Regions from separate parts of the Homo sapiens genome. Here region 2 is linked to region 1. A link is a loop called in an ENCODE intact Hi-C map of the cell type or tissue named here. Cell type or tissue: ascending aorta. All regions are shown on one strand. Each heading gives the region's core, and the rest is flanking DNA. Links, peaks and the distances in the headings are about the cores only.

Region 1 (12,164 bases), core at 1-2,500:
AAAAAGACACTGGCAGGCCGGGTGCGGTGGCTCATGCCTGTAATCCCAGCACTTTAGGAGGCCGAGGCAGGTGCATCACCTGAGGTCAGGAGTTCGAGACCAGCCTGGCCAACATGGTGAAATGCCGTCTCTACTAAAAATACAAAAATTAGCTGGGCATGGTGCCACACACCTGTAATCCCAGCTACTTGGTAGGCTGAGGCAGGAGAATCACTTGAACCTGGGAGGCAGAGGTTGCAGTGAGCCGAGATTGTGCCACTACACTTCAGCCTGGGCAACAGAGCGAGGCTCTATCTTAAAACAAAAAAAGGAAAGACACTGGCTTCAAATATACAATCTGGTAGAGGAATTAATATACGATTAGAGAACAAGTTTACCACCCTATACCACAAAACACTCTCATGGGTGTCAATTCTGAATATAAGGTTTGAAATCTCTTAAGCTTTTAAAAATACACATAACATTTAAGGCTTACAAAAAGGTTTACTAACATATTTTATAAAAATGATGCCATGTATCCTCCAGGTTAAGAAATGGTATCACTACTGTGAAGGTGAGTGGTTGCGGGGTAAAAAAAAAGAAAGAATGGCATCACATACCAGCTCCTGTAATATCATAATCCTATCAAGTACGGATTTGCAAAAATTTTCACTTTAGATATGAGGTAATTAATATGTTTTCTCCACACCCTGTCCTCACTTATCAGGTAAAAAGAATTTTACTCCTTTAAGATTAAAAAACAAGCATGCCTTCATTAAAAGAGATTAAAAGAAAAAAATCATCACGTCTTCTTGATTTATAAGTGGCCCCTAAGTCTTTTATTCTACTGCATTTACAAACTGTTCTTCTTGAAGTTTCAGTTTAAAGTCCTCTCTGATTCCTTCCAGTAACTCTGGTTTAAAAATAACATCCAGTGCCGTCATTGCCAGAGCTTTGGCCGTCCGCAGAGTGTAGAACTGAGCTTCCTGTGACCCTAAAAGGTAGAGAAAATAAAATACCTCCTTACTTATTTAAGCTGTATTTAATTTCACAGGTTAGCTACCCGTATCTCAACTGGCTCTCCAACTGCCCACCACAGTGCAGTATTTACTGAGGTGATGTTATGTAGTGAAATAGTAGGTTAAACAGAAAGGCAGCTACTACCAGAAGAAGAGTGTGTGTGCCAAAACAGTCACATCCAACAACACTTACCAGCAGCTTCAGTGTACTGTTCAGTATGATTCAAGGCATTAGATCCAATGTGAAAATATGGATGAATTCCAGGAACCACAAAACTAACATTTCCAAAATCCGTAGATCCTTGGAACACACAAAGTTAAGAAAAGTCTATTTAAGTATATGTGGTTAAGTATTCTGGAGTTATGAAGTCACAGTCCCTGTTAGAAGAGACGCAGAGAAGTGAGCTTCTTGGAGAGTTGTCCGTATGCTCATGCTTTCATGGGCTCACCTTCCACTGAGTCTGCCACCCACTCCCCTGTATCAGTCACATCTCTCATGAAGGTCACTGCAAACCTGCCCTCACCTTGTCTCACGGCTTTTACTGGCCCTCTTGGCCAGCACTCCACACTGCCACCTACTCCCTTTCTTCTCTTCTGTGACACAGCACTTGCATGGCTTCCCTTCTGCCTCTCTGATGGCCCCTTCTTCTGTCTCTCTTGGGGATAGAGCCCCCTCTACCTGACGATGAAATAATAGTTACGGGAGACTCCATTCCAGGCCCCTTTCTCTTCTTACTGCATATTCTTTCTCAAGATTTTGTCCGTATGTATTGCTTCAAATCACCACCAACTCAAATCTCTTCCCAGTCTCTGCTAAGTTCCATGCTCATACATCCAGTTGCCAGCCTGGTATCTTCTCTTGGATGTCTTCAAGGTAGATCAAACTTAACATATCTAAAGTCAAACTCATGATCTTTCTCTTCTACCTCCACTCCACCTATCAACAGTACCTGCCAAATATCTCAGAATCCTAACGCTCTTTGCATCACCATCACCAACACCTGTCCTCAGCCTATGCTATCATTATCTCTTGCCTGAACTAGAAGTTTCCTAATTGGTCTAGCAGCATCTACTCTATTTGCCGTCTTTTTTTTTTCAATCTTCATTCACCTTTCCAACCTGATCTCATACCATGTTCCCACTACTCTCGATGCCCTAGCCGCTCTAGACACTCACCATGCTCTCCCTGTCACAGGACCCTTGCACATGCTATCCCTGCATCATCTCTGTAACTCTTACTTAACCTTCAAATTCCATCTTAAGCATCATTTCCTCAGCAAAGCCTTACTTACTTCACCTTCCCATAAAGTGAAATTCCTCTAGCATAAGCTCTCACAGAGATGTATTACTCTCCTTTACAGTACTTTTTAATTTTCCATGTATTGGATGATTTGGTTCATGCTTATGTCAGAAACTAAATTATGAGGCTGTATGAGGCAAGAAATAGTATTTGAAATGACTGTGCATCTAGCTTCTCACAGGATTGACACACAGGCACTTGTTGAATAAATCACAGTAAAAACAAAGCCTTATGTTCACTCAATGGATATTTACTGAATGTTTATTACATGTCAAACACCATGCAGGCAAAGTGAGACTACACAGTGATTGGTAAGAGAATAAAGGAATATGTGACAAAGAGTAGCTAACATTTATCTGGAATACTACGTTCCAAACACAATCCTAAGTGCTTTGTATGTATTCTCATTAATATTTAGAACAGTTTCCATTTTAAACATGAAGAAACCAAGGCTTATGGGTATTAAATAACATGCCGATAGTCTCACAGCTGCTAGTTATGTGGTAAATGCAGACTGAGGCCAGACTTTGAGGCATAGTAGCCTCTATAGAAGTACTGCTTCAGAAAATATTCACTAAGCACTTAACTGTGCCAGAAACGGCTCCACACACTGAGGATGCACAGTAATGGGACATCAGTGAACAGGATGGAAAAAGCCTCTCCAGTGTTTAAAGAGTCTAAAGAGTCTGAGTGTAAAAACAAAACAAAACAAAAAAGGATGGACAAAAAAAAACCTGTTGCATATTTTAAGATCTTACTTGTGGAACTAGACCCTAGAGCCCACAAATCATACCAAAATCACAGCCACTTTATCCTACTGTTTTGTCCATTATATAAAACCCAAACCCGGGGTAGAGCAGGCCATGTGTCTTCCCTTCTTCAGCTAGACAGCAGAAACCTGCTAGGGTAAAAGAACAGAACCATGCTGAGCTGAGCTTTCTTGCTGTCCAGAACAAAAGAAAACATGAAACTCTGATGTCCCTGGACAACTCCTCTCAGTGGCAATTCTCTCTCAATCCCTCAGCCCTACCAGCTCAATGCTCACTGTGTGCTACTTCCTAGAGGGAAAGTCTCTGAACTCCCTGACCTCCTTCCTAAACATTACATCTACTTCTCAAGTATCTTCCCTTAAAAACTATTTTCTTTTCCGTATTTCCCTCAAGCTTGTATCCACTCTTTCTATTTTCCTTGAAAGCTAACTCTCTTGAAAAAGAATAGTCTTCATTTGCTACTTCCACTATCTCAGCAGTCAATGCCCTGGGTAGAGAAGTGAGACCCAGCATCTGGTACCACTGGTCTTATACTATTTTCTTCCAGACAATTCATGAATTTCTAATTACTAGAGTCCAGTGGACACTAGACCATATTCATCTTATTCAGTCTCTACAGCACTTGACATGATTTATGCCTCCTTCTCTTCTGTAAGTTTTCTTCTCCCTTGGCTTCCATGACTTCTCCTCTCTCCTGATTGTCTGGCTTTCTCTCTGACCACTTCGTTGACTGCCAATGTCTGATCTCTGGGAATCTTCTTCCTCTATGTATTTGGGCAACCTCATCGACATCTATGTCTTCTATATACCTTTCATATATGGACAACTCCTAAATCTCCAAACTAGACATCTTTTTGGGTTCTAGATTTAACAGGTACTGAACAGCTCCACTTAGAAATACTATAAGCACCTCAAGTTTAACATACTAATAATTTATAACAACCCCCTCTTACCCTAACCTGCTCTTTCTCTTGAACTCCTTATCTTAATGAATGACACCGACACCCCATTTTCACCACCAAGTCCTTTTGGGCCTACTTCAACAACATCTATTTTTAAAACAGATGATACATCTCTAACTTGCAAATGTATTAGTAATAATATGCTTTTAAAAGGAAAAAAAAACTAACATAACCCCAAATATGCTTATTTCAATTCTAGCTGTCTGTTGCTCCTCAGAAACTGAAAATGCCCCAGATAACTAAGTACTTAGTAACCTGCTTATTGTGATGACTGAGAATGAATTAAAATTCTATATCCCACCTTAGCAACTTACTTAAAAATTAAAACTAACGAAACTTAAACACTAGAAAATATTTAGAATACAGACAAAAATGTAGGTTGACTATTTCTAAAATCAAGTCTGCTCGTTTGACATTCTACACTCACTTAAGAGTCCATTAGTTTCTTTCCCCTAACCATAAAGTTTGTGAAAATATTAAAAACGTCAGTAGTACCTCCCGACCTCCCAAACCATTAAATACAACCAATTTAACCAAAGATGGTATTTCTCTTCCTCAAATAGCTCAATATATAAAAAAACACTTAATTACCTGAAGGGCCATTCAACATTGTATCTTCTGAAATGAACTCTATTCCTAGCTTTCTTCCATTTTCCATATAGGCTTTCCATAGGCTCTTATTGGGAAGAACATTGTAATAATCATGTGCTCCACCTTTAATTTCCACCTAATAAAAAATTGCAAAACAAATTTTGAAATAAAAAACTCAAATTCACTATCTAATTTTCAAACCAGTGATTGTTCTCTAATAGGAAGAGGTTTTAAGAGAAGATACTTTCCCTTCCAGATATAAACACTCTCAAATCTCTTACCTTAAAAAAGAAAAAAGATTTATTTTCTATAACGAGAGTTCCTAGGACTCTCTTTTATGCTATATATACACTAAACCCCACAATGTCACCAAGCTCTATACTAGCTACCAAGTGTCAACTTCAGTCACCTAGATAGGGTATGAGAAGGGCCCAGAAATTTTTATTTTATTTTTGAGATGGAGTCTCACTCTGTTGCCCAGGCTGGAGTGCAGTGGTGTGATCTCAGCTCACCACAACCTCCGCCTCCCAGGTTCAAATGATTCTCCTGCCTTAGCCTCCCAAGTAGCTGGGATTACAGGCGCCTGCCACCAAGCCCAGCTAATTGTTTTTGTATTTTAGTAGAGATGGGGTTTTGCCATGTTGGCCAGGCTGGCCTCAAACTCCTGACTTCATGTGATCTGCCCGTCTCGGCCTCCCAAAGTGCTGGGATTACAGGCATGAGCCACTGCACCCAGCCTAATTTTTATTTTAACCAGCACCTCAAAGTAATTCTGACATAGGTGACCCAAAAACCACACTCTGAGGAACACTGCTCTAGGATTCAGTCTCCAAAAAAAAGAAATTAAGCTTTACTAATATTCAATATGCAAACTGACACTGACATCACTGCCTGGTGTGAGAGGTAGAAAAGTACTCTGAGGGAAATGTAGAAGATTTGCAATGAGGAAGGGTTGACAACAGTCCTCATTTATTAATTTCAGTATATAAAGATACGGAAGCAGCTTTTATGTGCCCAGTTAAGTGGATTTACAGATTCAGTTTTGATTAAATAAAAATTGGCAATATTCCCTCAAACCAATATTAGCAAAAGCCAATCATAAAATGGCAGAGATGACATTTCTTTTATTCTTAGCAACATCTACGGTAGAAATTATGACAACCAAATCAGACCTTACAAGTCAGCCAAAATATAAGAAATTACTAAAAGATTATTTAAAATATAGATTTAGGCCAGGCAAGGTGGCTCACACCTGCAATCCCAGAACTTTGGGAGGCCAAAGCACGAGGATCACTTGAGCCCAGGAGTTTGAGACCAGCCTGGGCAACACAGGGAGAGCCTATCTCTACAAAAAACTTTAAAAATAAATAAATTAAATTAAATATAGATTCAAATCCAATAACAACAAACCTTACCATAAGGGAATACTGTATACCTTGAGATATTGCCTAATGATAATAGTTCACATCCATAAGTATTTCACAAATAAATATTTATAATTATAAATGAATAAGGGAATAAATATTTAGTTTTTACTGCCCTCAGCTATGGACATTTCACAGTTTTCATTCACTATAACCATCTTCTCTAGTGGCATATGAGAATACATCTTTGCTCCTACATCTGTCCATATGTTTATCGATTAACTACAACACAACACGAGCTTCTATATTCTTATCTTTGCTGACTATATTCCCTAAGAACTTTCAGTCTCTGTCTTTCCCATGCATATCTGAAAGTATGATCAACCTTCAAAGCTCAGTTCAGGTCTACAGTCTTCCACAAAACCTTCCTCCAAGGTTAACAGCCCCAGACCACTCTTTCCCACCTCTGATCCTCACGACACATTCCACACTACTCTCAGGACACGTAACATATGCTTTCTGAGAATTACTGCTACTGTGAGATACTGCTACTACGTGAATCAATCATACATCTCTAGACTAATAAGAACAGAAAAAAATAAGGCAATATAAATGAAGGCTGGGCTCTAAACCCTTCAGAAACATTATCTCATTTAATTCTCACAAGAATCCTAAGATAAATTGTTATTATCTCCATTTTTCAAGCAAGAAAATGGAGAGCCAAAGACACTAAACATTTCTAAAGGTTACAGAATTAGCTAGGCTGAGAGTTATGGGTCAAGATCTTGTCTCTCCAACTAGACTACAGGCTCCCTCTAGGGCAAGATTCTTATCTTGTATAATTCTAAAACTCACTCCACTTTACACAGTACATGATTTTAAATACTAACTTTATAGTTCAAATCAACAAAACCAGTCAGTGTGGTGGCTCACACCTGTAATTCCAGCACTTTGGGAGGCTGAGGTGGGTGGATCACAAGGTCAGGAGTTCGAGACCAGCCTGGCCAACATGATGAAACCTCGTCTCTACTAAAGATACAAAAAAATAGCTGGGTGTGGAGGCAGGCGCCTGTAATCCCAGCTACTCAGGAGGCTGAGGCAGGAGAATTGTTTGAACCTGGGAGGCAGAGGTTGCAGTGAGCTGAGATTGCGCCATTGCACTCCAGCCTGGGTGACAGGGCAAGACTCCGCCTCAAAAAAAAAAAAGAAAAAAAAAAATTAGCCAGGTGTGGTGGCAAGCGCCTGTAGTCCCAGCTACTTGGAAGGCTGAGGCATAAGAATCGCTTGAACCCAGGAGGCAGAGGAGGTTGCGTTGAGCCAAAATTGCACCACTGCGCTCCAGCCTGGGCAATAGAGCAAGACTTTGTCTCAAAAACAAACAAACAAACAGAAACAAATCAATAAAACCTCTTAACTAACTTCTGTGTCTATTTTATCTTCCATTCCAGCAAGCCATAGTATTTATATCACTACTATACACACCCTAACTTCAGAAATGGCTTTCGCTGGCTGGGCGAGGTGGTTCATGCCTATAATCCCAGCACTTTAGAAGGCCGAGGTGGGTGGATCACTTGAGCTCAGGAGTTTGAGACCAGCCTGGGCAACATGGTGAGACCCTGTCTCCAGAAAAACATACAAAAAATTAGCCACGTGTGGTGGTGCGTGCCTGTAGTCCCAGCTACTCAGCTGGCTGAGGTGGGAGGCAGAGGTGAGAGGATTGCTTCAGCCTGGAAGGCGGAGGTTGTAGTGAGCCAAGATCGTGCCGCTGCAACTCCAGCCTGGGCAATAGAGCAACACCCTGTCCCCCCACCAAAAAAAAAAAAAAAAAAAAAAAAAAAGCTTTTGCTGATTTTGCCATAAACTTTCCTTTATAGAAACTACATATAGCAATTCTAAAAGTATAACTGCCGACAAGGAAGAATATAACTTGTAAAAAGGCAGGGATTCTAGCATAGAAGTATCAGAATTATTCTAATTACTATATAAGTAAGATGACCTGTCATCTTCCCTATTGCAAGCACTGAGGAATGAAACGTGTAAAAATTAAAGACTTTCACATTAACTATTCAGCCAATTCATTTTGCATATTCAACATGTCACCAAATAAGAGAGTCAAGTTAGATTTCAATCTAACAGTGCTAGCCCACATATATACCTCTGATTGTAACTTAGATTAACTTTTAAAAGTTCTTACTGTGCACCCTGAAGCCAAAGCTGCAGCTCTGAAGCAATCTTCTGCCTTTTTGGTCAAAACTTGAAGTTCTTTCATTGAGGGTGCACGGAAGTAATAGATTAATTCAGAATAAGAGGGAATGATATTGGGTTTTACACCACCATTTTTTATTATACCTATAAAAAGAACCAAATTACTAGAATTAAGCTTGGTGACCATTTCTTTAAGCTTAAATACACCCATTAAGTTTTTCAGCCAATATGTTCATAAAGAAAAATAATTTAAACTCACTAGCTCCACCAATACACCAATCAAAGATTTTGTTATGTTGTACAACTGAAATTTCTTTACATAGGGTGATATTTTTTGGCTGATAAGAAAAAATAATTATCCATATGCACTTCATTCAGAAGAATTTACATAATGTTAAGAAATTATGATCCAGACTATAATGAAACTTAGAAATTATATAACCACAAAAAAAATTAGTAACATCTTAAGCTTTCTGGAAAAGATTTTACCATACCTCAACAATGGTATGAGGTTCTATAATTACCCTCATACCTCAGGAATCCCATGAGCATTTTAAATGGCATTTAGCTATAGGAAAAATAATTTTCATGCCAAGAAAAAAACCAATGCAGGTCAAAGATCACTAAGTATTATCAACTGTCAAAACAAATGTATTTATTTGGAATTATAAAGAATTAAGATTTATTCATTCGAAGTAATAACTAAAATAGATACAAAAAATCCAATGTCCTATGACCTACTTTAAAAAAATATTTCTACACATTCCTGTTTGTTCCTTTTAAAGAAACTAAAGCAGGAAAACTGGTAAAAGTACAATTACAAATTGACCTCAGGCTATAGCAAAATCAGGTAAAGAATAGATATTAAAATATAACAATTTCCTAAATCATAAGGAAATAAATTAAACAAATGTGTGCCTTCAAGACAGTACTTTGACTGTATTTATATTATGGTGATATATATATATAATTTTAAAAGACACTATTCAGGACCAGGCATGGTGGCTCACACCTGTAATCCCAGCACTTTGGGAGGCTGAGGTGGGCAGATCACTTAAGGCCAGGAGTTTGAGACCAGCCTGGCCAACATAGCAAGACCCCGTCTCTGCAAAAAATACAAATATTAGCTGGGTTTGGTGGTGTCTGCCTGCCTGTAATCCCAGCTATTTGGGAGGCTGAAGCAGGAGCATCACTTGAACCCAGGAAGCAGAAGTTGCAGTGAGCCGAGATTGCACCACTGCACTCCAGCCTGGGCAATAGAGCAAGACTGTCTCAAAAACAAAAAATCACACAAAAAGATATTACTCAGGACTAACAGCACTTAAATAAAACTAGCAGTTATTATACCTTTTTTTAATTGACAAAATTTGGTTATCATTAAGAAATAATGAGGACAACTGGAAAATCAAGATCCAATTTTCAAACACCCACCGAAAGAACACAGCCCCTTACATAAAACCTTTATCTTTGATACTCAAAGATGACATTCCATTTATGTACAATAATCAAAACTGTCTTTCTAACCCTATATAGACAAACATCTTAGTATCCTGTCACATGAATTTCTGAAAATATGCTTAAAAATCAGAATATTCATATGAAGTACAAAAATATTTCCAAATTTTTAAAAATTGAATATTAAATAATTATACTGCACTGAACTATAGCAAGCACCATCTATTATAGAAGGTATTTGACATTCATACCATGAACTCTCCAGGTTGGTTTCATTTGCTGTCTGAACACAGACAGATTGTTATAGGCCAGCACAGCAGCATCTAATGCATTTAATCCTTCCCAGGGATAAGAAGCAGAATGAGATGCTTTTCCATAGTATTTCACAGTCACACTAGGAAATAAAAAATCATTTGAAATTACTTTTGTTATTATTGCTAAAGTAAGAAAATCCAGGTAGTCAGAATTACCCAACTACTATTCAAAATTAATTCACATTGCTGGACTTTTGATTTGCAAATTATTTGTAGTAATAACACTGCAATTTATTTATGTTAGTTATAGTTTATTATTAGGTAACATAGTGCTTGACACAAAGAAAGCATTCCCAAAAAAGAGAGAAAAAGAGAAAAGATTAAATGTATACACAATCTAATGCAAACATGCAATATGGTATCAGGTGCTGAAATTACAAAAAAAAAAAATGGATCCTGTATGTTTTTACACAGCATTGTGATGATTCTATTATCAAAAGTCTGTAAAAAATCAGAAATTCTGTCTTAAGAGGTGGAAGGTCAGGAAAGCCAGAAAGGAGTTACTATTTGAAGTGGGTTAAGACAACCTCTGAAAATCAGATTATATTCAATGTTATCACAAGATACCCTAGTATTAAAGCAGTTGTTCCTGACCAATATCCAATATTTTATTATGTTCCAAAATGCCTACATCACTAATATTTTACATTTTAATAAACTGTTAAGTTCTCACACCAGTCTAACTGCTCTAATACAATTAAAAAAAAAAAGATTAGAGAAAGGATTGCGTGTTGAATAGTTACTTATAAAGCTCTGTGATTGACGTGCTTTGATAACACTTTTTAAGCCTGATTAATAATACCCACATTTAGGTGATTAGAAAACCAATCTGGACTTATTTTAATGGGTTAGATTCAGGAGTCCTTAGAATGCTTATGATATTTCTTCTCAACTGATTCCAGACATTCTATTAGCAGGACAAAAATCAAGTAAAAACATCAAACACGTATTAGATTTCAGGATACTGTATTGTTATTTCCTTGATATATATCTTATCACCATGACCTTGAAATGAATTTTTTTTTTTTTGGTACTCATCTCCCTCTGTCACCCTGGCTGGAGTGCAGTGGCGTGATCACAGCTCACTGCAGTCACCACCTCCCAAGTTCAAGCAATCCTCCTCTGCCTCAGCTTCCCACAGATGAATAGCTGAGACCACAGGAGTGCTCCATGCCCAGTTAATTTTTTATTTTTTTTTGTAGAGACAGGTTCTCACCATGTTGCCCAGGCTGGTCATGAACTCCTGGGCTCAAGAGACTCTCCTGCCTTGACGTCCCTAAGTGCTGTGATTACAGGTGTGAGCCACCTGGCCTGGCAAAACCGGAATTTCATCACAACTGGTGATAAATATTATAAAAACGAGAAGGATTATATGGAATTATTTTCAAGACATACTATTTAATTTTAAAAAGCCAGAACAATATATTGAGTGGAATACTTGAGGAAAACCTTCTTTCACAATTTATACAGGATTCTATTTATGTCCCATAAGTACACCAAAAACACTCTGAAAAGGATACATACCTCTAGAAAAAGGACTGGATTTGGGAAAGGTGGTCAGCAGGATTGCTTTATCTTATTCATTAGAAATTTGTGGTTGGGCCTGGCGGCTCATGCCTGTAATTCCAGCCCTTTGGGAGGCCAAGGCGGGTGGATCACTTGAGGTCAGGAGTTCAAGACCAGCCTGGCCAACATGGTGACCCTGTCTCTACTAAAAATACAAAAATTAGCTGGGTGTGGTGGTGCTTGCCTGTAATTCCAGGTCCATGGGAGGCTGAGGCAGGAGAATCCCTTGAACCCAGAGGCGGAAGCTGCAGTGAGCTGAGATTGCGCCACTGTACTCTAGCCTGGGTGACAAAACGAGACTCTCTCGGAAAAAAAAAAAAAAGAATTTTTAAGAAAAGTGGATTAGTAATTTAAAAAAAAATGAATTCTTGATCTTGTTCTCTTTTTTTTTTTCTTTTTTTTTGAGATGGAGTTTCACTTGTCTGGTGGCCAGGCTGGAGTGCAATGGCACGATCTTGGCTCACTGCAACCTCCGCCTCCCAGGTTCATGCAATTCTCCTGGCTCAGCCTCCCAAGTAGCTGGGATTACAGGTGCCCACCATGCCTGGCTAATTTTTGTATTTTTAGTAGAGATGGGGTTTTGCCAAGTTGGCCAGGCTGGTCTCGAACTCCTAACCTCAGGTGATCCACCTGCCTTGG
Region 2 (16,936 bases), core at 14,437-16,936, 55 kb before region 1:
AGCAAGATTAACCAAGAAAAGAAGAGAGAAGATCCAAATAAGCTCAATTAGAAATGAAATGGGAGATATTACAACTGATACCACAGAAATACAAAACATCATTCAAGGCTACTATGAACACCTTTACACTCATAAACTAGAAAACCTAGAGGAGATGTATAAATTCCTGGAAAGATACAAGCCTCCTAGCTTAAATCAGGAAGAATTAGAAACCCTGAACAGACCAATAACAAGAAGGGGGATTGAAATGGTAATAAAAAAAAATACCAACCAAAAAAAGTCCAGGTCCAGACGGATTCACAGCTGAATTCTACCAGACATTCAAAGAAGAATTGGTACCAATCCTATTGGCACTATTCCACAAGATAGAGAAAGAGGGAATAATCCCTAAATCATTCTATGAAGCTAGTATCACCCTAATATCAAAACCAGGAAAGGACATAACAAAAAAGAAAACTACACACCAATATCCGTGATGAACATAAATGCAAAAATCCTTAACAAAATACTAGCTAACCAAATCTAACAGCATATCAAAAAGATAATCCACCATAAACAAGTGGGTATCATACCAGGGATGGTTTAACATATGCAACTCAATAAATGTGATACATCACATAAACAGAATTAAAAACAAAATCACATGATCATCTCAATAGATGCAGAAAAAGCACTTGACAAAATCTAGCATCCCTTCATGATTAAAACCCTCAGCAAAATCAGCATGCAAGGGACATACCTCAATGTAATAAAAGCCATCTATGACAAACCCATAGCTAACATAATATTGAATGGGGGAAAAGTTGAAAGCATTCCTCTGAGAACTGGAACAAGACAAGGATACCCACTCTCACCACTTCTATTCATCATAGTACTGGAAGTCCTAGCCAGAGTGATCAGACAAGAGAAAGAAATAAAGGGTATCCAAATGGTAAAGAGGAAGTCAAACTGTCACTGTTTGCTGATGATATGATTGTATACCTAGAAAACCCTAAAGACTCCCCCAAAGGCTTCTAAAACTGATAAATGAATTCAGCAAAGTTTCAGGATACAAAATTAATGTGCACAAATCAGTAGCTCTGCTATACACCAGCAGCGACCAAGCTGAGAATCAAATCAAGAACTCAACCCCTTTTACAATAGCTGCAATGAAATAAAATAAAATAAAATACTTAGGAATATACCTAACCAAGGAGGTGAAAGACCTCTACAAGGAAAACTACAAAACACCACTGAAAGAAATCATAGACAATACAAACAAACGGAAATACAACCCATGCTCATTGATGGGTAGAATCTATATTGTGAAAATGACCATACTGCTAAAAGCAATCTACAAATTCAATGCAAATCCCATCAAAATATCACCATCATTCTTCACAGAACTAGAAAAACCAATCCTAAAATTCATATGGAACCAAATAAGAGCCCACATGTGCAAAGCAAGACCAAGCAAAAAGAACATCTGGAGGCATCACATTACCTGACTTCAAACTATATTATAAGGCCATAGTCACCAAAACAGCATGGTACTGGTATAAAAATAGGCACATAGACCAATGAAACAGAATAGAGAACCCAGAAATAAACCCAAATACTTACAGCCAACTGATTTTTGCAAAAGCAAACAAAAGGAAAGATTCCCTTGTAGGGAGGAGCCAAGATGGCCGAATAGGAACAGCTCCCGTCTACAGCTCCCAGCGTGAGCGACGCAGAAGACGGGTGATTTCTGCATTTCCATCTGAGGTACCGGGTTCATCTCTCTAGGGAGTGCCAGACAGTGGGCGCAGGCCAGTGGGTGCGCGCACCGTGCGCGAGCCGAAGCAGGGCGAGGCATTGCCTCACCTGGGAAGCGCAAGGGGTCAGGGAGTTCCCTTTCCGAGTCAAAGAAAGGGGTGATGGACGCACCTGGAAAATCGGGTCACTCCCACCCGAATATTGCGCTTTTCAGACCGGCTTAAAAAACGGCGCACCACGAGACTATATCCCACACCTGGCTCGGAGGGTCCTACGCCCATGGAATCTCGCTGATTGCTAGCACAGCACTCTGAGATCAAACTGCAAGGCGGCAGCGAGGCTGGGGGAGGGGTGCCCGCCATTGCCCAGGCTTGCTTAGGTAAACAAAGCAGCTGGGAAGCTCGAACTGGGTGGAGCCCACCACAGCTCAAGGAGGCCTGCCTGCCACTGTAGGCTCCACCTCTGGGGGCAGGGCACAGACAAACAAAAAGACAGCAGTAACCTCTGCAGACTTAAATGTCCCTGTCTGACAGCTTTGAAGAGAGCAGTGGTTCTCCCAGCACGCAGCTGGAGATCTGAGAACCGGCAGACTGCCTCCTCAAGCGGGTCCCTGACCCCTGACCCCCGAGCAGCCTAACTGGGAGGCACCCCCAGGCAGGGGCACACTGACACCTCACAAGGCAGGGTATTCCAACAGACCTGCAGCTGAGGGTCCTGTCTGTTAGAAGGAAAACTAACAAACAGAAAGGACATCCACACCGAAAACCCATCTGTACATCACCATCATCAAAGACCAAAAGTAGATAAAACCACAAAGATGGGGAAAAAACAGAACAGAAAAACTGGAAACTCTAAAACGCAGAGCGCCTCTCCTCCTCCAAAGGAACGCAGTTCCTCACCAGCAACAGAACAAAGCTGGATGGAGAATGACTTTGACGAGCTGAGAGAAGAAGGCTTCAGATGATCAAATTACTCTGAGCTACGGGAGGACATTCAAACCAAAGGCAAAGAAGTTGAAAACTTTGAAAAAAATTTAGAAGAATGTATAACTAGAATAACCAATACAGAGAAGTGCTTAAAGGAGCTGATGGAGCTGAAAACCAAGGCTCGAGAACTACGTGAGGAATGCAGAAGCCTCAGGAGCCGATGCGATCAACTGGAAGAAAGGGTATCAGCAATGGAAGATGAAATGAATGAAATGAAGCGAGAAGGGAAGTTTAGAGAAAAAAGAATAAAAAGAAATGAGCAAAGCCTCCAAGAAATATGGGACTATGTGAAAAGACCAAATCTACGTCTGATTGGTGTACCTGACAGTGATGGGGAGAATGGAACCAAGTTGGAAAACACTCTGCAGGATATTATCCAGGAGAACTTCCCCAATCTAGCAAGGCAGGCCAACGTTCAGATTCAGGAAATACAGAGAATGCCACAAAGATACTCCTCGAGAAGAGCAACTCCAAGACACATAATTGTCAGATTCACCAAAGTTGAAATGAAGGAAAAAATGTTAAGGGCAGCCAGAGAGAAAGGTCGGGTTACCCTCAAAGGGAAGCCCATCAGACTAACAGCGGATCTCTCCGCAGAAACCCTACAAGCCAGAAGAGAGTGGGGGCCAATATTCAACATTCTTAAAGAAAAGAATTTTCAATGCAGAATTTCATATCCAGCCAAACTAAGCTTCATAAGTGAAGGAGAAATAAAATACTTTACAGACAAGCAAATGCTGAGAGATTTTGTCACCACCAGGCCTGCCCTAAAAGAGCTCCTGAAGGAAGCGCTAAACATGGAAAGGAACAACCGGTACCAGCTGCTGCAAAATCATGCCAAAATGTAAAGACCATCGAGACTAGGAAGAAACTGTGTCAACTAACGAGCAAAATCACCAGCTAACATCATAATGACAGGATCAAATTCACACATAACAATATTAACTTTAAATGTAAATGGCCTAAATGCTCCAATTAAAAGACACAGACTGGCAAATTGGATAAAGAGTCAAGACCCATCAGTGTGCTGTATTCAGGAAACCCATCTCATGTGCAGAGACACACATAGGCTCAAAACAAAAGGATGGAGGAAGATCTACCAAGCAAATGGAAAACAAAAAAAGGCAGGGGTTGCAATCCTAGTCTCTGATAAAACAGATTTTAAACCAACAAAGATCAAAAGAGACAAAGAAGGCCATTACATAATGGTAAAGGGATCAATTCAACAAGAAGAGCTAACTATCCTAAATATATATGCACCCAATACAGGAGCACCCAGATTCATAAAGCAAGTCCTGAGTGACCTACAAAGAGACTTAGACTCCCACACATTAATAATGGGAGACTTTAACACCCCACTGTCAACATTAGACAGATTGAGACAGAAAGTCAACAAGGATACCCAGGAATTGAACTCAGCTCTGCACTAAGCGGACCTAATAGACATCTACAGAACTCTCCACCCCAAATCAACAGAATATACATTTTTTTCAGCACCACACCACACCTATTCCAAAATTGACCACATACTTGGAAGTAAAGCTCTCCTCAGCAAATGTAAAAGAACAGAGATTATAACAAACTATCTCTCAGACCACAGTGCAATCAAACTAGAACTCAGGATTAAGAATCTCACTCAAAGCCGCTCAACTACATGGAAACTGAACAACCTGCTCCTGAATGACTACTGGGTACATAATGAAATGAAGGCAGAAATAAAGATGTTCTTTGAAACCAACGAGAACAAAGACACAACATACCAGAATCTCTGGGACGCATTCAAAGCAGTGTGTAGAGGGAAATTTATAGCACTAAATGCCCACAAGAGAAAGCAGGAAAGATCCAAAATTGACACCCTAACATCACAATTAAAAGAACTAGAAAAGCAAGAGCAAACACATTCAAAAGCTAGCAGAAGGCAAGAAATAACTAAAATCAGAGCAGAACTGAAGGAAATAGAGACACAAAAAACCCTTCAAAAAATCAATGAATCCAGGAGCTGGTTTTTTGAAAGGATCAACAAAATTGATAGACCGCTAGCAAGACTAATAAAGAAAAAAAGAGAGAAGAATCAAATAGACACAATAAAAAATGATAAAGGGGATATCACCACCGATCCCACAGAAATACAAACTACCATCAGAGAATACTACAAACACCTCTACACAAATAAACTAGAAAATCTAGAAGAAATGGATAAATTCCTCAACACATACACTCTCCCAAGACTAAACCAGGAAGAAGTTGAATCTCTGAATAGACCAATAACAAGAGCTGAAATTGTGGCAATAATCAATAGTTTACCAACCAAAAAGAGTCCAGGACCAGATGGATTCACAGCTGAATTCTACCAGAGGTACAAGGAGGAACTGGTACCATTCCTTCTGAAACTATTCCAATCAATAGAAAAAGAGGGAATCCTCCCTAACTCATTTTATGAGGCCAGCATCATTCTGATACCAAAGCCGGGCAGAGACACAACCAAAAAAGAGAATTTTAGACCAATATCCTTGATGAACATTGATGCAAAAATCCTCAATAAAATACTGGCAAACCGAATCCAGCAGCACATCAAAAAGCTTATCCACCATGATCAAGTGGGCTTCATCCCTGGGATGCAAGGCTGGTTCAATATACGCAAATCAATAAATGTAATCCAGCATATAAACAGAGCCAAAGACAAAAACCACATGATTATCTCAATAGATGCAGAAAAAGCCTTTGACAAAATTCAACAACCCTTCATGCTAAAAACTCTCAATAAATTAGGTATTGATGGGACGTATTTCAAAATAATAAGAGCTATCTATGACACCCACAGCCAATACCATACTGAATGGGCAAAAACTGGAAGCATTCCCTTTGAAAACTGGCACAAGACAGGGATGCCCTCTCTCACCACTCCTATTCAACATAGTGTTGGAAGTTCTGGCCAGGGCAATTAGGCAGGAGAAGGAAATAAAGGGTATTCAATTAGGAAAAGAGGAAGTCAAATTGTCCCTGTTTGCAGACGACATGATTGTATATCTAGAAAACCCCATTGTCTCAGCCCAAAACCTCCTTAAGCTGATAAGCAACTTCAGCAAAGTCTCAGGATACAAAATCAATGTACAAAAATCACAAGCATTCTTATACACCAACAACAGACAAACAGAAAGCCAAATCATGAGTGAACTCCCATTCACAGTTGCTTCAAAGAGAATAAAATACCTAGGAATCCAACTTACAAGGGATGTGAAGGACCTCTTCAAGGAGAACTACAAACCACTGCTCAAGGAAATAAAAGAGGATACAAACAAATGGAAGAACATTCCATGCTCATGGGTAGGAAGAATCAATATCGTGAAAATGGCCATACTGCCCAAGGTAATTTACAGATTCAATGCCATCCCCATCAAGCTACCAATGACTTTCTTCACAGAATTGGAAAAAACTACTTTAAAGTTCATATGGAACCAAAAAAGAGCCCGCATTGCCAAGTCAATCCTAAGCCAAAAGAACAAAGCTGGAGGCATCACACTACCTGACTTCAAACTATACTACAAGGCTACAGTAACCAAAACAGCATGGTACTGGTACCAAAACAGAGATATAGATCCATGGAACAGAACAGAGCCCTCAGAAATAACGCCGCATACCTACAACTATCTGATCTTTGACAAACCTGAGGAAAACAAGCAATGGGGAAAGGATTCCCTGTTTAAAAAATGGTGCTGGGAAAACTGGCTAGCCATATGTAGAAAGCTGAAACTGGATCCCTTCCTTACACCTTATACAAAAATCAATTCAAGATGGATTAAAGATTTAAACGTTAGACCTAAAACCATAAAAACCCTAGAAGAAAACCTAGGCATTACCATTCAGGACATAGGCATGGGCAAGGACTTCATGTCCAAAACACCAAAAGCAATGGCAACAAAAGACAAAATTGACAATGGGATCTAATTAAAATAAAGAGCTTCTGCACAGCAAAAGAAACTACCATCAGAGTGAACAGGCAACCTACAAAATGGGAGAAAATTTTCGCAACCTACTCATCTGACAAAAGGCTAATATCCAGAATCTACAATGAACTCAAACAAATTTACAAGAAAAAAACAAACAACCCCATCAAAAGTTGGGCGAAGGACATGAACAGACACTTCTCAAAAGAAGACATTTATGCAGCCAAAAAACACATGAAAAAATGCTCATCATCACTGGCCATCAGAGAAATGCAAATCAAGACCACTATGAGATACCATCTCACACCAGTTAGAATGGCAATCATTAAAAAGTCAGGAAACAACAGGTGCTGGAGAGGATGTGGAGAAATAGGAACACTTTTACATTGTTGGTGGGACTGTAAACTAGTTCAACCATTGTGGAAGTCAATGTGGCGATTCCTCAGGGATCTAGAACTAGAAATACCATTTGACCCAGCCATCCCATTACTGGGTATATACCCAAATGACTATAAATCATGCTGCTATAAAGACACATGCACACGTATGTTTATTGCGGCATTATTCACAATAGCAAAGACTTGGAACCAACCCAAATGTCCAACAATGATAGACTGGATTAAGAAAATGTGGCACATATACACCATGGAATACTATGCAGCCATAAAAAATGATGAGTTCATGCCCTTTGTAGGGACATGGATGAAATTGGAAATCATCATTCTCAGTAAACTATCGCAAGAACAAAAAACCAAACACCGCATATTCTCACTCATAGGTGGGAATTGAACAATGAGATCACAGGGACACAGGAAGGGGAATATCACACTCTGGGGACTGTGGTGGGGTGGGGGGAGGGGGGAGGGATAGCATTGGGAGATATACCTAATGCTAGATGACGAGTTAGTGGGTGCAGCGCACCAGCATGGCACATGTATACATATGTAACTAACCTGCACAATGTGCACATGTACCCCAAAACTTAAAGTATAATTAAAAAAAAAAAAAAAGCAAACAGAAACATAAAGTGGGGAAAGTACACCCTATTCAACAAATGGTGCTGGGATAATTGGCAAGCCACACGCAAGAGAATGAAACTGGATTCTCATCACTCACCTTATATAAAAATCAACTCAAAATGTATCAAGGACTTAAATCTAAGACCTGAAACTGTAAAAATTCTAGAAGATGGCTGGGCACGGTGGCTCTCGCCTATAATCCCAGCACTTTGGGAGGCCAAGGCGGGTGGATCACGAGGTCAGGAGTTCAAGACTAGCCTGGCCGACATGGTGAAACTCCATCTCTACTAAAAATACAAAAATTAGCTGGGTGTGGTGTTGGGTGCCTGTAATCCCAGCTACTTGGGAGGCTGAGGCAGGAGAATCGCTTGAACCTGGGAGGCGGAGGTTGCAGTAAGCCAAGATCACGCCACTGCACTCCAGCCTGGGTGACAGAGCAAGACCCTGTCTTGGGGAAAAAAAAAAATTCTAGAAGAAAACATCAGAAAAACTCTTCTACATATTGGCTTAGGCAAAGACTTCATGACCAAGAACCCAAATGCAAATGTGACAAAAACAAAGATAAACAGGTGGGACTTAAACTAAAGAGCTTCTGCACAGCAAAAGGAACACTCAGCAGAGTAAACAGACAACCCACAGAGTGGGAGAAAATCTTCACAATCTATACATCAGGCAAAGGACTAATATCCAGAATCTACAACAAACTCAAACAAATTACAGGAGAAAAAAATTCCATAAAAAAGTGGGCTAAGGACGTGAATAGATGATTCTCAAAAGAAGACATACAAATGGCCAACAAACATGAAAAAATGCTCAACATCACAAATGATCAGGGAAATGCAAATCAAAACCACAATGCAGGCTGGGCATGGTGGCTCACACCTGTAATCTCAGCTCTTTGGGAGGCCAAGGCAGGCAGATCACCTGAGGTTAAGAGTTTGAGACCAGCCTGGCCAACATGGTGAAACCCTGTCTCTACTAAAAGTACAAAAATTAGCTGGGCGTGGTAATGCATACCTGTAATCCCAGCTACTACTTGGGAGGCTGAGGTAGGAGAATCGCTTGAACTCAGGAGGTGGAGGTTGAGTGAGCCAAGATCATGCCACTGCACTCCAGCCTGTGCGACAGAGTAAGACTCCATCTCAAAAAACAAAACAAAACAGAACAAAACAAACAAACAAAACCCCTGGCGGCCAGGCGTGGTGGCTCATGCCTGTAATCCCGGCACTTTGGGAGGCCGAGGCAGGCAGATCATGAGGTCAAGAGATCGAGATCATCTGGCCAACATGGTGAAACCCCGTCTCTATTAAAAATACAAAAATAAGCTGGGCATGGTGGCATATGCCTGTAGTCCCAGCTACTCGAGAGGCTGAGGCTGGAGAATCGCTTGAACCCAGGAGGCAGAGGTTGCAGTGAGCCAAGATGGTGCCATTGCACTCCAGCCTGGCGACAGAGCAAGACCTCCGTCTCAAAAAAAAAAAAAACCCACAATGCAATACCACCTTACTCCTGCAAGAATGGCCATTAAAAAAAAAAAAAAAGATATTGGTGTGGATGCAGTGAAAAGGAACCACTTCTACACTGCTGATGGGAATGTAAACTAGTACAACCACTATGGAAAACAGTGTGGAGATTCCTTAGAGAACTAAAAGTAGAAACTACCATTTGATCCAGCAATCCCGCTACTGAGTATCTATCCAGAGGAAAAGAAGTCATTAAATGAAAAAGACACTTGTACACGCATGTTTATAGCAGCACAATTACCAGCTGCAAAAATGTGAAACCAGCCCAAATGCCCAACAATCAACGAGTGGATAAAGAAACCGTGGCATATATATACAATGGAATACTACTCAGCCATAAAAAGGAATGAATTAATGGCATTCACAGCAACCTGGATGGATCTGGAGAATATTACTCTAAGTGAAGTAACTCAGGAATGGAAAACCAAACATTGTATGTCCTCACTCATAAGTGGGAGCTAAGCTATGAGGATGCAAAGGCATAAGAATTTCACAGTGGACTTAGAGGACTCGGGGAAAGGGTGGGAAGGAGGTGAGGGATAAAAAGACTACAAAATGGGTTCAGTATATATTGTTTGGGTGATGGGTGCACCGAAATCCCACGAATTACCACTAAAGAACTTACTCATGTAACCAAATACCACCTGTTCCCCAAAAACCTATGGAAATTAAAAAAAAAAATCTAGACAAGGACATTGATTTCTACCCACTGTCAGACATCAAGTTCATGATGATGCTTGTGATGACAAAATAATATGTGTGGATAAAATTAAGCCTCTGCTATCAAAACGTCATAGTTTAACGGTCTATTGATCCTTGGCACCACAGTTGTGGCTGGAGCTGTTGTGGAACGCTGGGCTGGGTGTGTTCAGACCACAAAACTTAGACTGTAAAAAAATTTAACTCAAGCTAATTGAGGCTTCCTGTCCATCTAGATCTCTCATCAATCATGAAAATTTCATTTTAGATGGTGGGCAGTCTCCAAAAAGCCTATTGTCATGATCGTAAATTAATAAGTAAAGTGCTTTCAGAGTGACACCAACACCAGCTGGTTTATGGCATTGGTAATTTAGCAGGGAAGGAGAGACAGGGAAATGACAAAAAGAGCACATTACAGATGGGCATTAAAAAACCTCAAGATCAAGGAATCTGACCTGAATTAAACGAGCAGATGCAGAACGGGGGTGGTTCCTTTGGAAGCACACTATAAATACCACAGCCTTCCCGACAGGACTTATATTAACGGTCTGACTGATGTTTTGTCCCTTCTTTGTTTTATTTGGATGTTCTGACTAATCTGAGTGTTTGGCTCCAGATATGCAGTGGGCCAAGGGGAAAAGGAGCCCCACAAAGTGGGTTTACAGGAATCGAATTTAGGATCCAAGCCACTGCTACTTGACTCTTGGGATGGGAAGAAAAATTGGAGAGTTCAGCACATTGCTGACTGTTCCCCCAAATTTATTTTTTGTTTTCATCATGATATAATTTTATCCAGGTATAAGATGACTCATTGAGAGACCACATTTCTTGGACTCCTTACAGTTAGGAGTGACTATCAGGCCAAGTTTCTTGCCAGTGAAATGTGAATTGAAGTGATGAGTGCAGCTCCTATGTCACTTGCCTAAACAGAAATTGCTTGCTTTTCATGTCTTCTCTGCCTACTGGCAGCCCAACTTTAACCAGGTACACAAAGACCATACCCTGAGAAAGGGCAACAAGACGAAAGGCACTTCGTCCTGGAGCAGATTCCCTTCAGTCTGGACCACTCACCTCTAAGCTGTTCCATGACAAAGAAATGCTATTCTTTTTATTGATCTTTCCATGGCTCGATTACAGCAGCAGCTTAAATAGTAGGCTTGACGATACAGTGAGTAAAGAAGCAGCTGCATCAGGAACTGAAAAATGGCTCTTCGGGTCATTGTTTCATCAAATTCCTTTCCTTTGCCTTTTTATTTGTCCCTTATCCCCTACCTGGAAAGGGCCAGTCCAATGCTGGGAGATTATGTTTAGGCATTGAGCTCAGAGCCAAATTGGTGCACGTGTACAGTCATCCCTCGGTACCAAGGGGATTGGTTCCAGGACCCCAAGGATTCCAAAATCCATGGATGCTTAAGTCCCTTCATAAAATGGGGTAGTATTTGCATATAACCTACACACATTCTCCTGTATACTTTAAATCATCTCAGATTACTTCTAATATCTAATACAATGTAAATACTAGCAAGTAGTTGTTATACTACATTAGTTTTTTGAATTTGTGTTCTTTGTTTTTCTATCCCCAGATATTTTTGATCTGCACTTGGTTGAATCTACAGATGTAAAACCCACGGATGCAGAGGGCTGACTGTGGCTAGAAAATGTGCTGCAGGGAGCACGTGGAAACAGCTGATGAGCACCTGCAGCCCCTGTTTGGGAGCAGCTGGGGTGTGCTGCCTGCCGTTCACCCATCAGTCAGTGAGTGCCTTGTGTGTGGTGTTGGGTTGGCTCTGAGGGCTTGGGGCAGGGAGACTTTTGATGGCCATGAGAAGATAAGCTGGAGTTAAGCATTGCCTGGTCCCTCTTCTGCTGAAGAAATTATTGCCCTGGAGACCCTGCATTGCTGTAGGGAAGGCCATGATGGCTGAGGAATAAAAAGGAGAGTGAGAAGAGAGAGAAGGCTGGCATACTCAATAAAGGAAAAGAAGAGTTTTGTCAAAAAATAGTGTTTTTGGCCAGGCGCGGTGGCTCATGCCTGTAACCCCAGCACTTTGGGAGGCTGAGGTAGGCGGATCACCTGAAATTGGGAGTTGGAGACCAGCTTGACCAACATGGAGAAACCCCGTCTCTACTAAAAATACAAAATTAGCTGGGTGTAGTGGCGAATGCGTGTAATCCCAGCTACTCGGGAGGCTGAGGCAGGAGAATCACTTGAACCTGGGAGGCAGAGGTTGTGGTGAGCTGAGATCATGCCATTGCACTCCAGCCTGGGCAACAAGAACGAAACTCCGTCTCAAAAAAAAAAGCATTTTTAAAACTTGGTCTGGAAGTGTTATAGTTCAGTAAGTCAGTCTGGATCCTTAATATGCTCTGATGCTGGCCCTAACTGGTTCTCTCAGGCCTCTTTACAACTCCCTTCTACATCCTTGTCCTATAAAGAGGGCACAGATACTCTCCGCATTAGAGCCACGTGGTGTTAGTGGGAAATAAAGTTGATTAAGAACATTTACAAGCAACAAAGTAGTGAAATGCCATGACTTTCTAAGTTCTCATGACAGCAGTAAGAGGGATGCATGGTTGGCTCAAGCCCAAAGCAGAAAGGGCTCTAAGACAGGGCCCCTCCCCTCAAGGTTCTGCCATAGGAACTTCTGGATGGAGGAAGTGGCCTTGTTGCAAAGGCTCAGCAGCTGGTACCGCCTGTCCTGCCATCAAACTAACTGGGGACCTGCTGAACCAGCTCTCCTTAGCTAAGAGAGGGTAGGAAATGCGTGTTTGAGGCCTTCCGGTTTGCTCTCTTTGGTTATGCCCAGGCTCCTGGCCCCTGGAGCTAGTCCAGGATCCTCTAAACAAGAAAGAAAGGTATTTTCCAATCTGGGCATTAGGAGCCATTTAATGTCCTTTCTACCTCCCCAATTTAATGCCTTATTGTCCTGTTCATTTTGATGTACTCAGCTCCAGAATATCTCCCTTTAGACAATTTGGTCTTTAAATCAGCAAGTCACTACAACTTAAGTATCCAACCATGCTTAGCTTACATTGACCTCGGGAGACATCACATATTCTGCCTTTATTTCTATATGTTGAATGTTTTTGACATCTATTAATTGAAAGCACGTTAAAGGATGATTTATATAAGAGGATATAATCATGACTCTCACATAACTATAAAATGAACAGACATTGAAGATTTTATTTAACTCATTATTTAGTTAAGGGACCAGTAAGATGTTACAACTGGTTCAAATAAGGGCTTGATTTATAGAGATTTATACTCTCCACAGCACAAAAGGAATAATTTGCATAGCTATGGACAGGAAAGCTATGCGTTACTATCAGTTTGCTACGTGTTAACATCTACTATTACAGAATTGTAAAATAGCCTAAAGACAATCAAAGTCATACATCCCTATAGGATCAGACAATCCCTGGAGGACCCGCTGGACAAGGCTTAGAATTCTATTGAAAGAACACCCAGTAATCTATTTTGCTCATTTCAAAGTTTGACGATTTTTCCTGACCATCTTCCTTCTCCTTGTTATTATATATAATTCTAAAGATTATTCTTGATCACAGAAAAAAGCTGGGCTCCTTAGGTTTGGCTGGTTACTTCTACAGTGCATCATAGATGCCTCCTTTGAAGTTTGCGTTGCAAAACCTAGAGCCATACGGTGTTGAATGATTCCAAATTAGCTCCTGCCTAGAAGTTATCATAAGGAATCTTAGCTTGGACTTCTAAAAGTGTCTGTTATTTTCTTTTCTTTTTTTGGGACGGAGTTTCATTCCTTATTGCCCAGGTTGGAGTGCAGTGGTGCGATCTCGGCTCACTACAACTTCCACCTCCCAGGTTCAAGCGATTCTCCTGTCTCAGCCTCCCAAGTAGCTGAGATTACAGGTGCCCGCCACCACACCGAGGTAATTTTTGTATTTTTAGTAGGGACAGGGTTTCACCATGTTGGCCAGGCTGGTCTCTAACTCCTGACCTCAGGTGATCCTCCCACCTTGGCCTCCCAAAGTGCTGGGATTACAGGCGTGAGCCACCGTGCCCCGCCATGTCTATTATTTTCTATCCTGCTAAGATTAGGAGACCAAGCCCAAGAAACTCCACCAAATTTTACCTGCAGTACCTATAGATTTGAGTGAATTCCTTTCTTCTAGAGGTTTCAGAAAAATACCTCCAAGTACTTGCCTAGAAGTGACTTTCCTTACTAACTGTAAGACTGGACACTATAAACTGGACCTACGTCAGGTTTCCTGAGAGGACATTATAGGCATTGGTTCCGTAAGTACAGCCAACCTTTATTCCTTAAAATGGCTTGTCACACCTCGTTAAATGAACATTATTCTCAAATAGGGCATTCAAGGCAAGGCTTTCATTGCATAATTGATGCTTCCAGTTGTATTTTGGCAAAAGGGAGGACAGATTCTTACTAAACCTATGCAAACAACTATATTGCCAAGAAATGTAGAGAGACTGGGTAAGAGTTTCTGAATTCAAATAAGAAGAATCGTGTTAGTGAGAATCATATATAATTTAAGAATACTTCATTCTGGTTTATAAAAGCAGAATTTAAAAGCTTATTGTGAATTACAGATAGCACAAGAAGAGAAAGAAAAGGCTTCTTACGATCTGGGAACAGAACCTTAAAACAACTGCATTTCAAATAACCCGAAAAAAATTTCTCTCATCAATTTTTTTTCAGTCTTGTGTAATTAATTCTCATTCTATTGGATCTTGGGTTAGCAGTTGTGTGAAACCGCTTTTCAGCTATAGAGTTATGGGAATCCTGACTCAGTTTACCGGTACAGTCTGAAAGTTACCAAAACCATGTCAGCTCAGCTTTGAAGAGTCAATAGTTTGGAGTACCTAATGCGGTCTCTTCCACGAGGCTCTGAGACTGTCTTTTGATGAAGACACAAGATCCGGCCTGTAGATTATAGCAGAGTCTTAAAGTAAGCATCAAAGCAAAAGAAAAACTGTCTACAAATAACACAGACTTGAGGCTACAGTTAATTTATTACTGGTATTTTTCAAATGTGGACAGTGCAGCAAGGTTCATGATAAGAACAATGCAACTGACAAGGAAATTTACTTGTTTCTGCGCCAAACAAAGACAAAAAAACCTCTTCCCCAGTTGCCCTCCCAATCTCAGCCATATAGACAGCCCACGCAGGTACCGAGCCCTGGGGTTTCAGGGATTCAGCCACAGGAAGTGGGGGCAGGAAGCTGTCCAAATCCAGCCCTCAGCTAAAGCAAATAATAATGGCCGTAAGCTTAAAATAGATCCAGGGAGGAGCTCATTAACGTGAACATAGAAAGCAGTTCCGCACCTCTGGCCTTACTCCTCTTGGAAATTGCTTTGGTCCATTTTTACTTCCTTTTATTCGACGCACCAGAAAATAAGACTTTTACCAACATTTTTACTGCATTTGACGATGAACTAATTTAGACCGGCTAAAATAATTGTTCCACTGGGACACAGGAATTCAACCTCAGTTCAGAAAATCCCTGACATCTGACGTAGGAGGATTTATAGGTTTAGTGGAAATTGCTTTCTCCTGCTCTCCAGATTGCATCCTGTGGGTTGATTTTTTTTTTGCATGAGTAAACATCCTTCTAATAATGAACAGACCAATAATGTCTTAAGAGAGAAAAAGAACAATCTTTTCCTTTTTGCTGTTTCTGGAGAGAGCTGTTTGAATTTGGAAACCCATGTTGGCTGTCCCAAATATGAGATTTGGCATCTTTCTTTTGTGGTGGGGATGGGTTTTGGCCACTGAAAGCAGAATGCACTGGCCCGGAAGAGAAGTCCACGAGATGTCTAAGAAAGGCAGGTGAGTGGACATTTAGGGATAGAGGATTTAGGAAAAGAGGATGCACAAAGTGAGCTTACAGTGTTCTTCTAGAAACTGAGCATCATTTCCAGCGTATGGTGTTTTGTGTGGATGCCTTTTTCTTCCCCTTCCCTTTGTTCTCCTGCTGCTCCCCTTTTAGAAAGTTAGAATTACGTTTTCTTTTAAAATGATGCTAGATTAGATCATTTTATCAGTGCATTTTTAAAATTCCTTATGAATTGTCCTGGGTGAAAGGTAGATTCTGGAAAATAGAATATATGCACATTTAAAAAAAATATCAAGGGCAATTGTTTGCTGTCTGTGTCCTAGGGTTAGAACAACTCTGTGAATTCTCAAATTACCAATGGGACCTGTATTTCATGAGAATGATTCTGCTCTAATTATTTCTGTTAGATTTGTGAATCATTTTTTAATATTTTAAAAGAAAGCAGCTTTCTCCAAGCTGTGTGACTAGAAGGATCATTATTAGATGGTTCCCTACCTATAAATTGGGAGGGCCAGGGACGGAGCCTCCTGCAGGCAAGTGCTTGCCTGTGGTCAACACCAAAGGTGCATGGTGCCCTGTCTGCCAGCACTTGCAGAGGGAGCTTACACAGGAAACCAGGTTCCCCACCAGCCCCTTAGCACTCGGCCTCACCTGGGCCATTCTGACGGCAGCACTGGCAATGTCTATCTGGGATGCACACCTGCTTGCCCGGCATCAGTCAATAATACAGGAGACTTGGAGACAACCTAATCCAGTGCTCTCTGTACTGATGAGGAAATGGAGACAGTAGGGCGTTGTTGATTCTTGGTCCTTTCTTAGCCTTAGCTTCAAATTGAACTTCACCTTTCTTTTGAGTGTAAATATAAATAGAGTCTGAGAGATCAGTGAATATGAAAAGATATCTAGCTTTTGGGAGTTTGGGGTTAGGAGGAGGGCTGTGTCTAGCACCTCAGTGTCCTCCTTCTGGGGCTGGAGGGAGCCCTCATCACATGGGCTCCCAAACAGCCAGCTGTAGCTCACAGCATTTGTTTCAAGCTGTTCTTAACAACATCACAAAACTAGGAGCTGAAATATCCAGTGGTCATGGTGAGCCCTGGGGTGCTAAGGGAGGCCACTGTGCCCTATTACCATCAGAGTCAGAAGTTGCTTGGGCAAACACTGGAACTTGTGGATTGGTGCAGCCGTAGAGATT

Evidence for each region. Hi-C counts contacts between places; a loop is a spot of excess contacts. Peaks named below come from ENCODE experiments on the same cell type or tissue, not always from the same donor. Only the 100,000 strongest peaks of a DNase experiment are listed, where the experiment ranks them.
Region 2: it touches region 1 in a loop (2.5-fold over the local background); 5 of 110 quality-filtered maps call a loop at or near these places.

Annotation. Positions count from the first base shown.
Region 1 is chr6:89,150,918-89,163,081 of GRCh38, reverse strand. It overlaps PM20D2 (peptidase M20 domain containing 2), which reads right to left. Exons shown (of 7, transcript NM_001010853.3): 3 at 9,897-10,039; 4 at 8,180-8,334; 5 at 4,622-4,757; 6 at 1,192-1,299; 7 at 1-973. The coding sequence ends at 819. Among named protein-coding and RNA genes, the nearest start is that of PM20D2, 11 kb to the right of the region's middle. In ascending aorta, for the core only: no CTCF peak of the experiment used is centred there; a DNase peak (open chromatin) is centred at 941; H3K4me3 peaks cover 1,326 bases; H3K27ac peaks cover 2,500 bases.
Region 2 is chr6:89,216,002-89,232,937 of GRCh38, reverse strand. GABRR1 (gamma-aminobutyric acid type A receptor subunit rho1) reads left to right here and starts at 15,580. Exons shown (of 10, transcript NM_002042.5): 1 at 15,580-15,737. The coding sequence starts at 15,616. In ascending aorta, for the core only: no CTCF peak of the experiment used is centred there; no DNase peak of the experiment used is centred there; H3K4me3 peaks cover 960 bases; H3K27ac peaks cover 963 bases.